Linked DNA regions of Homo sapiens: region 2 is linked to region 1. The links are chromatin contacts, found by Hi-C or POLR2A ChIA-PET in ENCODE. All regions are on one chromosome and are shown on one strand. The core of a region is the stretch at or near the end of the contact, and the rest is flanking DNA. Distances in the headings are between cores, read along the strand shown.

The links. Hi-C counts contacts between places; a loop is a spot of excess contacts on that map. ChIA-PET counts read pairs that join two places held with the same protein, here RNA polymerase II (POLR2A). Pooled maps may share reads with other maps.
Region 2: a loop to region 1 is called in a map of PC-9, with 6 times the contacts of the local background. The contact joins the enhancer-like site here to the promoter of FUT9 in region 1. A Hi-C loop is called at or near these places in 1 of 168 maps with a recorded cell type or tissue (PC-9) and 1 of 50 pooled maps. POLR2A ChIA-PET finds 5 or more read pairs at or near these places in 1 of 52 experiments (WTC11).

The regions. Positions count from the first base shown.
Region 1 is chr6:96,014,285-96,018,109 of GRCh38, reverse strand. It overlaps FUT9 (fucosyltransferase 9), which reads right to left and starts at 2,136. Exons shown (of 3, transcript NM_006581.4): 1 at 1,898-2,136. It overlaps LOC107986626 (a long non-coding RNA gene), which reads left to right and starts at 2,677. Exons shown (of 3, transcript XR_001744263.2): 1 at 2,677-2,823.
Region 2 is chr6:96,102,861-96,106,685 of GRCh38, reverse strand. All of the region lies in intron 1 of FUT9 (fucosyltransferase 9), which reads right to left. Among named protein-coding and RNA genes, the nearest start is that of FUT9, 89 kb to the right of the region's middle. Within about 2 kb of position 1,630, at least 2 of the 41 ENCODE cell types and tissues checked have a DNase peak (open chromatin) inside an H3K27ac peak, as active enhancers do; they include PC-9, where a contact is called at or near this core.

The DNA.
Region 1 (3,825 bases), core at 887-3,386:
ACTCATTATTCACAGCCCCTCTTGACTTTTAATGCGGCTATCCACATTTACTTAAAACCACCCCTTGTCAGTGGACTTGCTCAGTGCATTTCTGCCTATGTCTTACACAAAAGGGAAATAAAATCTCAGATACAGTTTGAATGAAAACAAACCAACAAAAATTCCTGACATTGGAGAAGGTATTAAGGCAATATTAACTAACAAATTCCCTAGATGATGGCTCAACTTTCCCTTCCTATTTCTTATGTAGCCTGAGACTTGCTCCTTTAAGGTGATGAAGCATACATCTCTCTCCACCAACTGCAAGAGCAAGAATGGCACTTTAATTTATATTCCCCTCAAATTATAGTGATAATAATACCAGGAAATTTATATTGACACACTGCATGCCTCAGTGGGGCACCTTTTAAAGTTCCTAACATTTATTTCTGGATATTCTTATCCGTATTGCTTAGAACACAAGCCCTGTGACCAAGGGTTCCATGGAGTACAATGCCATGTTGAAATGAATGCCTTTTCATCATTTCTCTAAAATATTAAACCATAAATTTTGTGGGGTAGTTTTGTTTTTAAGATTTCAATACATGAGAAATTGAGAGCACAAATTTTATTATTTAAATGACCCCTCCCGATGTTCACTCCATCCCCCTTGCTCATATTCATTCATCGAACACAACTCTTTATTTTCTCGCACTCCAACTAGAAATAATAAAACGGTAAACATGGTTTCAGAAGAAACGACTACTGTTCTAAGAAAACTTCTACAGCAATACCGTCTGGTGCTAAGATACTACACAACTCTGGAAGCACCCAAATAGTGCAGGAGCTTCTTGGTACAATGTTTTCTAATCCTCCTATATCGCTCTTTTAGCCACTACACCTAAAGAAAAATAAGAGCTTTGGCTTATTGCAATTTCAAAGAAGATTTTAAAGGGTAAGTTTGGTGCTACTCTCATCTCCTTCAAGAAAAAGCTTCTTATCCTCAAGAGTTGCTGAGCTTTTGATAGTGTTGTTGCTGAAAGAGATTCACCACCTAGGCAAGTCCTCCGTTCTTAACCTGGAAGTAAGACCAATTCCGCAGGAACAGGTAAAATAGGTGTATTTCCTGTACTCAGCTAAGACGCCTCTCAATGAACAGAACAAACCTAAGCAATGCAAATAGTTCTGCGCTTTAAAACAACAATAACAAAAAGTTTGTTTCCAAAGGGTTTGGTTTTTGTCTTTATTTTTTCACGCTTGATAATACCCTTAACAGCCCAGGTGCTGAGTAACACACAAAGTAACTGTACAGAAACCAGGATCACAGCGTGTCTGTGTCAATTTCCTGAGGTGACTGTCAGAAAATCTGGACAGGCACCATTGTGTAGAGGGAATGAGGTCAGAATTCACTAAGGACCATTCACCCTGGGAAGGAATAGGACGGGACAGTCGGGCTCGAGAGCCAGGCTTTGGGAAAGGAGAGAAGGTGGGTCAGGGAGGACTTTGTGGAGAAGGCTTTGTCAGCGCGAGATCGGGTGAAGGGTGGCAGATAGGGGCGTTTGTGCACTGGCATAAGGTGGGAACGCAGGGACAGTAACAGTAGAGATGACCCTGTTTGGGGTGACCAGAGGGTCGGGGCCATCTACTGCTGCTAGTGTGGGAGCCTGGGGGCTGGAAGGTGAGGCGGGACTGCGAGCTGCAGGCAGCTGTCCCCAAGACGGAGAGGGGTTCAGGTTGCCAGCAGGTGGAGTTGAAATCAAACATCCCCTTGGGGACCACAGAGCAACACCCTCCCTGGACCCTCTGCCTGGAGGACGGGGAATCACAGCAGCTGGTTTGGGGTGCCTCCCAAACCAAAAGATGTTCTCTCCGCGCCAAGCTTTGACGCCCGACCCCCTGCACTCTCCCGCCTACTCACCGGTCCTAGGGGTAAAGCGCCATCCGGGGCGCTCGCGAGGGCTGCGCGGCGCAGGAGGCAGGCAGGGCCAGGCGGCGGTGGCGGCGCTGTCCTAAGAGCGCGACTGGGGCTGGGGGACACCGAGGCAGCGACAGCGGCGGGGGCGCGGGGAGCTGCAGGGGAGAGCAGTGAATCTGGAGCTGCTGCGCCGCGCGCGCTCTCTGCCCATCTCCGGCTTCGCTGAAGCTGCTACAGCTACTGCCGCTGGAGGGGAGGGAGGCGAGGGGGAGGGGAGGAGGCACGCGGTAGGGAGGGACGGAAGAGCAGGAAGGGTGGGGGGTGAGCAAGGGAAGAGGGGGAGATGGTCGCCCAGAGTTGAGGGGGTGGGGAGGGAGGCGCGCAGGAGCCCAGCAGAGGTTCCCACTAAATGAGCTTGGGAGGGGAAATGTAAGATGAGGCGATGGGTCTCTCCCCCGCCCTCCTTCTACCCTACCCTCCTTCCCCCTTCGCGCCCTTTCCTTGGGCTCTTCCTCTCGTGGCTCAGGCTGGGGGTTACCCAAGCTTGGCAGCAGCCGCGGCTTCAGCGCGCTGGTGCGAGTGCTGAGTCCGGGAGGCAGCCTCTACAGCTCTCCCCGCCACCGGCCTGTGGCACCTGTGCGCGCACACTGCCGCCCGCTCCATTGCGGCGGCTCCTGGACCAGGATCCGCAGCCTGTCGCCCTCCTTCTCTCCTCTTTCTGGGCAGATTATGATCCTACATGTGCATCCATGACATCTGTATAGTCCCCCATTGGTGTTTGTTTCCCTGGGCGCTCTTTGGCACTGGCTGTCCCGCCAGAAGGCGCCAGCAGGGAGCTCAATGCCGGCAACCATCGCCTGCCCCTTGGAGCTGTTGCCTGGGCAGGGGTGGCCTTGGTTGTTTACCGCCGGGGTTGACCAGCTAACGAGGTAAAAAAAGAAATTTATACATATATCGTTTTAACCCAATTGCCTCGGACCGTGTTCTCAATGATCTAGGAAGGTTGTAAGTGTGAAGGGCATAGTGACAGCCCATTACCTTCTGTCTTGGCTTCCTTCCTCCCTTTTCTCAACATTCTAAAAACCTAGGGATTGAAAGATCTCTGAATCTCTTTATCACAGAGCTTTTCATTTCCCCCTGCATTTTCCTAGGGTTGGTCCCGCTTTCGTAGTGTGGATTTTCGTTTCCTCTACTTGACTCTAAATCAATCCTGTATATTCGCAAACTACAAAGAGGCGCATGCAAATAGATACTGTACTGAGGGCAGATACACGCGCGAGATCCAGAGGGTGAGTTAACACACATTCAGTAAATATAAAAACAAGTGGAACATTATTAACTGATTTCTGTGAGCCGTAATTTTATTTTATAATTTTCACGTGGTAATTGGGGATAGACAGGGAGCAAGTAGATTATGTGTCTAAAAGATATGACTAGAAAAAAAAGTCTGGTAAAACTCTCCTCAAATAACATAACACATAAAGTGAGCTAATTATTCCCAGACATTCCCAGGAGGGAAAGAGATTCTGATTTTGTTTGGCTGGCTGGTTGTGTTGCTTTAAAAAAAAATGAAGTAATCTTTCAGTTGGTGGATTCGTTTTTTTAAAAGCCTAAAGGATCATAGTCTCTAGAATAAATAAGGTAGGCATTTCATTTTACATAAGTGTGTCTTATATAACAAATGTTCTCATATTTTAAAAAGTGCTCTCTTGACTGTAAATGCAATGTGGAAAAACATTTTCAATGCAATAGGCCATACCTAAATATTGATGAAAAACCTCTAGATTTTCCTGTATACATTCACATGAAGGAAAAAACAATGTTGGAGATAAAGTATTACTTGATGGGCTGGGCGGTATCAACTTGCTAGACTCTGTCCTGTTGAGTATATCTGCTAATGAAAATATTTGGTTCAACATTTACCTAATGAC
Region 2 (3,825 bases), core at 381-2,880, 89 kb before region 1:
AAGGTTTGGGTTAAGTTCTGCATGTTGCTTCCAAAGACTGCAATGCACTTCATACTTATTCAGATGGTGTTTTAATTCCTCATCTTACATGTTAAAATCCTCCCAGGAAGAAGGATCTGAAGATAGGAGATAAGAGGTAAAGTCAGCCAAAGATTGTATAACAGTCACACCCACCAAGAAGTACATGCCTCTTGGAACTGGGATTGGGAAAGTAGGCCAGGGTCAGACAGTTGGTGACACTTCATACCCCTTTATTAATTTTTTGTCTATGGCAATAACAAGAAAAAAATTGAATACTTCCTTTTAAAAGCACATATTTTTAAGAGTGTTAAATGACGTCAAGATAAGATAAAGCAGGGTTTTGATATGCTGTTGCTCTTCTCCCAATAACCCTCCCTCCCAATTCTTCTGACAAAAATAGAGGAAGCATTAAGAAGATGAAGGAAGGAAGGAAGGAAGGAAGGAAGGAAGGGTTGATGGATTGTGATGATTTATCTTGGGCTCATTCTCATTGACATAGCTCCATACATGCTGCCTGCTATCTTCAGTCAGGCTCCCAGAACTCCAGAACTCTAGGGGTAGTAAGAGGCAGTTCAGGCTTTCTCTCTTTCCTGACCCCTGGATGACTTCTTCTACAAGAAGCTGACATTCATTGAACAGGTTATCCCAATGTACTACAAAGTCTAGAGATCACTAATGTCAGAAAAGTTAGGATACACTGGTTTGTTCTCTTTAACACTGGGTTCTTAAAATTTAATAGGCATAAGAATCATCTAATGGCTTATTAGAAACAGATATTTATGAAGTATATTTCCAGAGATGCTGATAATAGGTACGGGTAAGATCCTGAATTTCCATATCTAACAATGTTCCTAATTTTTAGAGGAATTTGTTGCAGATGTTTGGGAATCATGCTGTGAAAAATAACAGATCAGCTCCAGAGTGTTCAAAACAACTGAATAAAAAAACTATAGAAACTTATCATTATTTAAATAACTGTTAAAACTCTTCTTGAGTATAAATTAACTGCATGAAAAATAATTCTATCACTATAAATTTTAATTAGAAAACTTAAGACACAGCTTTTCATTTAGACAAAAGGCTCTTGGGAAATCAATAATCAAATGATAAAATTTAGCATAGTATGTATTTTGTAATCAACAAAGAAGACATACTAGTCCTAGCAAAAATATTAAATAGCTATTTTATGCTATGGCAATTGAATTTAGAATAATATGATTTTTATTTTAAAGGTGTGCTTACACTGATGAGGGATTTTTAAAAATCAAAATGCCTTGTTAAATTCTCCTCAAACAATGAATGTTCTGGGAAAGAAAAAGAGTCCACTCCAATTTTAACTGCAATTTCTATATTAAATACAATAGTTTGAGCTATGTGTTAATAATACATGGTTTACAAATAAACTGAGTTATTAAAAATGAAATACATTATATTGTTCAGAACATAAGGCAATTTACCACAAAGCAGTACTCTGACTCACTGCATACAAAGAAATGCATTTTGTTTTAAAACAGATTTATCTCCTTTTGAATCATTTTAAAACTTGAATTTCAGGATTTTAATAGCCTAAATAAAAGTACCACATTCTTCTGAACTTATTCCTTAGAGGCGTGAGCATTCCACCACTATGAATAAATCTGACTCTAAGTAAGCACGGAAGAACCCAGATTGCCTGATACGAAGCCTCGAGATGACTCTTTATCTTTGTTCTTATTTGTTCTTCTAATAAACACTTAGAATGTATTTTGGAAAAAATAAAATCTGTACCTGCCAAAAAATCTGTACCTGCCTTCTATTTTGTGTAGAAAACTACACAAAATAATTTACACTTGTGTGGCCAGGCGCGGTGGCTCATGCCTGTAATCCCAGCACTTTGGGAGGCTGAGGCGGGTAGATCACGAGGTCAGGAATTCAAGATCAGCCTGGGCAAGATGGTGAAACTCCGTCTCTACTGAAAACACAAAAAATGTGCCGGGCGTGATGGCAGGCGCCTGTAATCCCAGCTACTCGGGAGGCTGAGGCAGGAGAATGGCATGAACCTGGAAAGCGGAGATTGCGGTGAGCCGAGATCACACCACTGCACTCCAGCCTGGGCGACAGGGCGAGACTCCGTCTCAAACAAACAAACAAAACAAAAAAAATAATTTACACTTGGGTAGTTTTCTACTGCCAACATTTTTCATCAATGTCCTTCATATATTTTATATCTATCCTTCATATATGGACCATGTATGGCAAATATGCAGATCTAAATTCATCTTAACATGGGAAAATTAAAATAAAGTATCAAGCCATTTTTCATATAATTTGGTCAAATAATATTAAAATATTTACTCTAAAAGTGAAAACATTACTAAAGAAAAAGGAAATAACATACACAACCTAAATTTTCTGCTTAAGTATCCTTTTCATTTCGTAGCTGATCTACTCTGGCAAATGGGTAGAGAAATATAACCTTGGCCTTGAGTTTACTGAAGGTGGAAAGTTGAAAGCTCTGGATAGAAAGCAGTTACTAGGAATGCTCTTACCCTTAACAGTGTGTACATTATTCAGTACATTTGTGTTATAAACTTCTTTAGAAAGGCAGTGTTATTCTGACTTTTATGTAAATTGATTTAATCAGATAATGTGGTTGTCCTTCTAAACACTTAGCTGAGATTAGCCGCCTGTTGTGCATTGAATTATGGCACCCCTAAAAGACATGTTGAAGTCTTAACCCCTGGTACCTGTGAATGGGACCTTATTGGGAAATACATCATTTGCCAGTGCAATCAAGTTAAGATGGATCCACCAATTAACTTTATTATAGTAATTATTTTACTATGTATATGTATATCAAAAGCATGCTGTATATCTTATTTATACAATTTTCATCCATCAAATATACGTCAATAAAGAAAAGATGGAAAGAAAAAGATGAAAATCACACTGGACAGGGTTAGGCCCTAAATCCAATGACTGGTGATATGAGAGAGCTTTGGAGACACACAGACTCACAGAAAGAAGTCTATTAAAGAAGAAACAGAGATTGTAGTTAAGCTGCCACAAACCAAGAAACTTGCTAGCAACCACCAGAAGATAGAGGGAGCAAGAAATGATTCTTTTTGGAGCCATCGGAGAAAGCCTGACACTATCGACACCTTCAGTTTGGACTTCTAGCCTCCAGAATTGTGAAAGAATAAATGTTTGTTGTTTGAAGCCACCCAGTTTGTGGTTATTTATTATGGCAGCCTTAGGAAATTAACACACTCCTCATAGATTTAACTTTAATTTGGGTAAGGAGAGTAGTTGAGGTAACGGTGGGATGCTGTAGTGTTGAGTTCTTGAATATAAAGAAGGCAGAATAAGAATTCTGTTCACCTGAGAGATGGAAATTTAGGACAAAGAGGAAGAAGGAAAGTGTCTAGAAAATACATACATATGCATATACACACACGCGCGTATATGTTTGTGTGTGTGTATTTGCCCTGACTGAACTTAAAATCATCTTAAATAATGCTGTCACATGATAATATTGTTGAAATATGCACTGGTCTCCTCCCCTACTCCCCATTCAAGCATTTGGCCATTCCTTATTCACTTAGCTGATGCTGAAGTCCTGAAAGTCTATTTCTGACTGCTATTTTCCCATAGCCCAAGACCAAGGAAGTCTGGACCTGCCTACCACTCTCTTGGCTTTGTACAGTCTGCTTTAGTCACTCTAGCCTTCTGTCAGCTCTTCAAAGTTCTCTCCTGTTTCCATATGTAATGTCTATTGGCACAGCATGTCACACATTCCAGTGTAGCATGATGCATGAGAGGAAA